Regions from separate parts of the Homo sapiens genome. Here region 2 is linked to region 1. Evidence: chromatin loops called from intact Hi-C (ENCODE). Cell type or tissue: endothelial cell of umbilical vein. All regions are shown on one strand. Links, peaks and the distances in the headings refer to the core of each region. The heading gives the core; the rest is flanking DNA. Region 1 overlaps USP31 (ubiquitin specific peptidase 31). Region 2 overlaps METTL9 (methyltransferase 9, His-X-His N1(pi)-histidine).

Region 1 (2,925 bases), core at 285-2,784:
CTGAGACCCCACCGGGGGCAGGGAGGCCTGATTCCAACTAGGCACTGCAGTCTCATTTGCACCATCTTCTCACGTTTCACAAGAAAAATGGAGCTGTTAAGACATCCAAAGAGCAAGTCAAACTGATATCAAATCCCTGAAAGCTCTAAGAAACGAGTGCAAGGCCATTGGGTTATATGGCATGCAAAAATGCACCACCAAGGGAGAGGACAGCCCTGTCCTCTGTGTATAGCAGGTGTTGGCAGAGGGTGAAAAACGTAGCTAAGACCAGACCAAACCAAGACCGAATTCCAGAGGGGTTTGCAGAAGGTAGACCCAACCCACCCAGCAAGGTGAAATCTACCAGATGACCCTCGTGGAGAAGCCTGAGAAAGGAACAGGGTCGCAGAGAGGAAACCTGAAGCATCCATCTGGGAGAACCCAGGAAGGAGTGAAGAGCAATGGAAAGTGAATGTATTAGTAAATCGAAGTGATTAACCGTTCAACGTTATGTTAGATGATGTACACAGAATTAGAACATATGACACAGAACCCAGCTGGGAGAAAGGGGATACTGGGGTGGGGGAGGACCTCAAGCTACATCCCACGGAGTCAGAGTGGCCTAGAATCACCCACGGGGCAGTTTAACACACAGGAACATGCAGCTCTGGGCAAGGGGTGTTATCACACCTTTGCTTTCTTCAGGAAGATTTACAGGGACCCGAAAAGTATTCAGAGAGACGTTGACCATTCAAGTATTGAAAGATAATCTTCCAAATCCTAAGGAGACAGGCAAAATGATCCTTAAATATCTGCATAACTATTAAATCTACATATTTTATGACATGTGAACACTTTGTGGCATAATGAAGCCTCTTGAATAATCAGCGTACTACATGGTTAAACTCTCTAACAGAACCTAAGCGAAATCTTACCATTTCAAATTAGAGAGCTTCAGAAGTGCTGTACCTAGCACGGCATGTGGTTCACACTTGTCAGGAACATCAACTCCCCCCACCCCAACCCTAAACCATAATGCTGTGCTTTAGGGAAACAAGATCTGTCCTGATCTGTACTCAACACTTTCCGGGAACAAATGATGGCTGGTGGCACTCCCCTAAACAGAAACCCCTGTTCACTGATACCGTATTCCCCAACTCATACTGAATAAACATTTCCACACTCAGAGGCTAACCACCTGCAGGCTGGACTTCTAAAATGCATAAGAGATCTTTAGTGCCCCCACGTGGCCATAGGTGATGTGACATCCTCAGTAGGGAGTTCTGTCCTGAAGGGTGGGAAAGACAGCTGGAAAAATGTTGTTTGTATCAAAAATATTAAATATCTAGGGTATGAGACAGCGCAGGAAGAATGGCCCCTTTTATACTGCTATTTCTTCCCATCATAAAAGTTTGGTAAGAGGGGGAAAATAATGCGAAATGTTGAAAATCTGTTGGATTGAACCAGAATGTGAGTTTTTGTCCAGTTCCATGGCCCAGGACAAACTGTCTCTAATCCGTCATGGAGGAAATGGGAAGAACCATCCCTGATTGTGAAAATTATACAAGCATGGATGTGATTTTTTGTTTTAAACTTTTACACAGAAAACATATGTATACATCTTTCTGTAACTTGTGTTTTAAACACTGCAATTTTAAGGCATTTTGTAAAGACTGATGCAGTACAATTATTATTATAGTCAACACCAAAAAGATATCAGTTGGCAAGGGGGAGAAAGGAGAAATGTGGCTTGAAGAGGACATCTTGTAATAAATTTATTGTATTTTGTTACATTTTCCACTTTTCTCTTAATTCCAACTGTATACTATATAATCAACGCTGTTTCAGAAATAAAACGTTTCAAACGTAAAAATATAAATTCTGCTTCTTAAAAGTGCATACACTTTGAATAATAAAACATACAAATAAATAACAGAAATCAGTGACACATCTCATGCACTTGTTCTAAAATAAATTTAAAATGTACGATACACTTTTCTTCCAGCCTCTAGGAAAGACATCCTGCCTTCCATATTACTGTACAACTGAAAATGAAAACGACACAGAAATCACTATCCACGGTGCATGAGTAATACCAAAGCACTTTGTGTACAGTGATGTGACATGCAGCTTTCAAGACAACTACAGAAATTCCAGTGTAAAAACTGAAGAGTTCAATCAAGAAACGACTTATGTCAATGAGGCTTAAATTCAATTTTAACCAGTGGTGAGAGGCACAGTTGGTGAGCAGACCTCTATGGAATGCAAACACGTATTTGAAAGGCCTACAAAGAGAACTCCAACTTCGGAAATACTGTAACTGCTTTTGCATTTGGTATGACACCACACCGTTTATAATAGCACCTAGGAAATTTCATATTGCATTTGGACGACTGCAACAGATATCATTATTCTGGATGGCCTTTCTAAAGAAACATTTCCAACTTGCATGTCTACTTGTATCTTCATTCCTTAAAATGTTGAAAACACCAGGTAAATTGTGGTGTTTTGTAGGCAGCATGAGGCTCGACAGAATGAAACCATCAGATTACTTCGAAGGTGTTGTAGTGCATTCAGCTCACCACAGATTAAAACTAAATTTTATTTGCCTCCACAGTTAACACAGAGTGCCAAATTCTGGGATGTGTATTACTTAATGGTAAAACAAACAAAAAACAAAACAAAACAAAAACACGAAAAAATAGCAATAAGGGTTTTTTTTTTTTAAAAAAAAGACACCAAAGAAAATGTTTCACATTCATTTTCAAACTAAAAAAAAGAATTCCTGAAACCACATTCTGGATAAGAACTATCCTAGAGAATGAGCAAAAGTAGGAAATTCAGCGGCAGCCTGGGGTTTGCTACTGTAATTCCTACAAAAAGGCAATAATTCTATCAAAAGCAGGGACAGGCTTTCCAAGGCTAGGAAGGTTGTTTCTTTTCTTC
Region 2 (2,925 bases), core at 223-2,722, 1.4 Mb before region 1:
GGTTTGCATTTTAGGTCATCTTGAAAGTTATGATTTTAAGTCTCCTGCATTTTCATAAGTTAATGTACATTAATATAAAATTATTTATTTTATGAATAATACAAGTTACTATTTAAAAATCTTCAGTGTTTCATTTATTTTTTTGAGACAGAGCCTTGCTCTGTCGCCCAGGCTGGAGTGCAGTGGTGCGATCTTGGCTCACTGCAACCTCTACCTCGTGGGTTCAGGCATTCTCCGGCCTCAGCCTTCTGAGTCCCAAGTAACTGGGACTTCAGGCACATGCCACTATGCCTGGCTAATTTTTGTATTTTCAGTAGAGATGGGGTTTCGCCATGTTGACCAGGCTGGTCTCTAACTCCTGATCTCAGGTGATCCTCCTGTCTCTGCCTCCCAAAATGCTGAGATTACAGGTGCGAGCCACCATCCCTGGCTGAAAAATCTTCAGATTTTCTATTTCACTGCCTCGATTGACCTTGACTTCAGAAACTCTTAAGAGCTCACAGACATTTTGAAGAAATCTATTAGGATTTTGCAAATGTCATTATTATCAAATATGAAAATCTATGTCTTAAGGAATAATGCCCGTTTCATATAACCATTGGATTCTGTGTGGATTTGTGGTGTCACAAATTAATTTAATTTCTTGTATGTGTTTTTTCTCCCCAGATCTTAGTGCCTTCAGATTTAATGCTTGTCTTAATATTTACCAAATGGTTTCAGATTTGTGTTGATAATGGGGAAAATGGGGAATTCTTTCGATATAGAAGGGTGTGGAAAAGAGCAGAGAGAACAGATCTCCCCTTTCCCATCTTAGATCTCCATTTTTATGTTCCTGTTGTCGAGTGGTTTGTCATGGTAAAGAAAAAATGCTTTTAAATGTGAGTGTATATATATCATCTATATGTTGCAAAATGTCCTCCTTCGTGATTCAGCAACCTGATCTTACTTCAGTGCTACTCCTTCCTGTGTAATTAAGCCTCAGCTCCAGCTCTCTGTATTGCACTCACTAGTCATCAGGTTGGAAGGTCCTGGGTTCCTGTGTCCTGTTGGGCAACCGCATGATAGAACTTTAATGCTACTTCCTGGCATAGCAGGAGATGAAAGAGCAGGGGGAAGAAACATCAATCTAACCACGAATTTTATTTCCTTGTGTTTCTGATGCTAAAAATGGAGAGGAAGTCAAACTAGACAAGAGGGAAGTCTCCATGAAGTGTGGAAAACAAGCTCCTTGATTGTGGATGTGCAGAGCTGCCTGTTGAGTCTGAGGAGTCTGGCATGTGACACACTGCAGACCTGAGACAAGAAGCCTTGTTGCTATGGGTGACTTTTAGTGACCTATAAATTTTGCAGGCGCGCCACGGCACTCTATTATTGCTTTCTTTCTCTGAGTCACTAATTAGATCCTGATGATTTCCATGTGAAACCATGAGGACTGGGAGATGCAAAATGGTTTTGCTGTGTAGATTCATGAATGCTGGACTGTTGGAGGATATCTGAGTGTGCTTTGCATACTTGGCTTAATTTGTTTTTTTTTAACTAAAAGTAGTTGTAGGTGAAATGATTACTTAGGTAATTGTTTTGGTAAATGGCTTGAAGTTGAACCACAGCAGTTTTGCTATTTGGAAAAAAAATGAAAAAAATACCATTCTAATTTCAGTTTATTTGGTTTACTGACCCAGTTTTGGCTAGGGGTTATTGAATCTAGTGAGAATTATTTTAAGCACCCCCCAAAGAAGGAAAGATATGAAGTCAAGAGAAGGATAATTATATTGTAAAAATAAAAATTTAATGATGTTTAATTTTTCAAAATTGTAATTTTTATTAAAAAGTAATTCAGTAATTAAAAAAAAATACTTCAAGCAACTTACTAGAGGGTTTACAATAAAAAGTTTCTGGGCTGTGCGTGGTGGCTCATGCTTGTAATCCCAGCACTTTGGGAGGCCAAGGCAGGCAGATCATGAGGTCAGGAGATCGAGACCATCCTGAGTTAACACAGTGAAACACCATCTCTGCTAAAAATATAAAAACAAAATTAGCCGGGTGTGGTGGTGGGCGCCTGTAGTTCCAGCTACTGGGGAGGCTGAGGTGGGAGAACGGCGTGAACCCAGGAGGCGGAGCTTGCCGTGAGCCGAGATTGCACCACTGCACTCCAGCCTGGGTGACAGAGCCAGACTCCATCTCAAAAAACAAACAAAACAAAAAAAGTTTCTCATCCAGTCCAGTTCCACAATCTTGTTCAGGTTTCTTGAATATTCTTTAAAAGATAGTCTATGTAAATGTAAGTCTGTATGTACATTAAAAAAATTATACAGGCAGTTCCCAATTATAAATAACTTCTGTTGCCTTTTTCCACTTAAATGTATCTAGGAAAGTAGTTCTTACCAGCACATATGTCTCCACATGGTTGTCTACATGTAAGCTGTAGATGCTGGAGCTGGCGTGGACTGGTTCATGAGAGCTGATTGTTGTTTTGGTAGGAATTTAAGTGAACTGGTTGTTAAACATGGCCATTATTGAAATTGACCATGATGGGAGTATTTACACTATAGAAATTGGCAAACACTGCAAATAGCCATTTTCTTCTCCAAGCTGGTAGTTACACATTTACCAGCACACCACTAGATGTATAACTTTACTAGAGGAGGTCTCTAGATAGCAATTTGCTTAGTAATGTTTAAAAACAAAACACCCTCCCCTGTCCTCCCCCACTTTTTTTTCTTTCTTTCTTTTTCTTTCTTTTCTGAAAGGGACTTGCTCTGTTGCCCAGACGGGAGTGCAGTGGTGCTGTCACAGCTCACTGCAGCCTTGACCTCCTGGGCTCAAGCTATTCTCCCACCTCAGCCTCCTGAGTAGCTGGGACTACAGGTGCATACCACCACACCCATCTAACTTTTGTATTTTTTTGGTAGAGAGGGCGTCTGGCGG

Evidence for each region. A loop is a pair of places that touch in the nucleus more often than their neighbours do. Peaks named below come from ENCODE experiments on the same cell type or tissue, not always from the same donor. Only the 100,000 strongest peaks of a DNase experiment are listed, where the experiment ranks them.
Region 2: a loop joins it to region 1, with 5 times the contacts of the local background. A loop is called at or near these places in 1 of 110 quality-filtered maps.

Annotation. Positions count from the first base shown.
Region 1 is chr16:23,059,677-23,062,601 of GRCh38, forward strand. USP31 (ubiquitin specific peptidase 31) reads right to left here. Exons shown (of 16, transcript NM_020718.4): 16 at 1,730-2,925. Among named protein-coding and RNA genes, the nearest start is that of USP31, 88 kb to the right of the region's middle. In endothelial cell of umbilical vein, for the core only: a CTCF peak has its summit at 1,235 (motif pointing left); a DNase peak (open chromatin) is centred at 1,205.
Region 2 is chr16:21,625,772-21,628,696 of GRCh38, forward strand. The region is part of intron 4 of METTL9 (methyltransferase 9, His-X-His N1(pi)-histidine); the gene reads left to right. Among named protein-coding and RNA genes, the nearest start is that of IGSF6, 25 kb to the right of the region's middle. In endothelial cell of umbilical vein, for the core only: no CTCF peak of the experiment used is centred there; a DNase peak (open chromatin) is centred at 1,200; H3K27ac peaks cover 1,180 bases.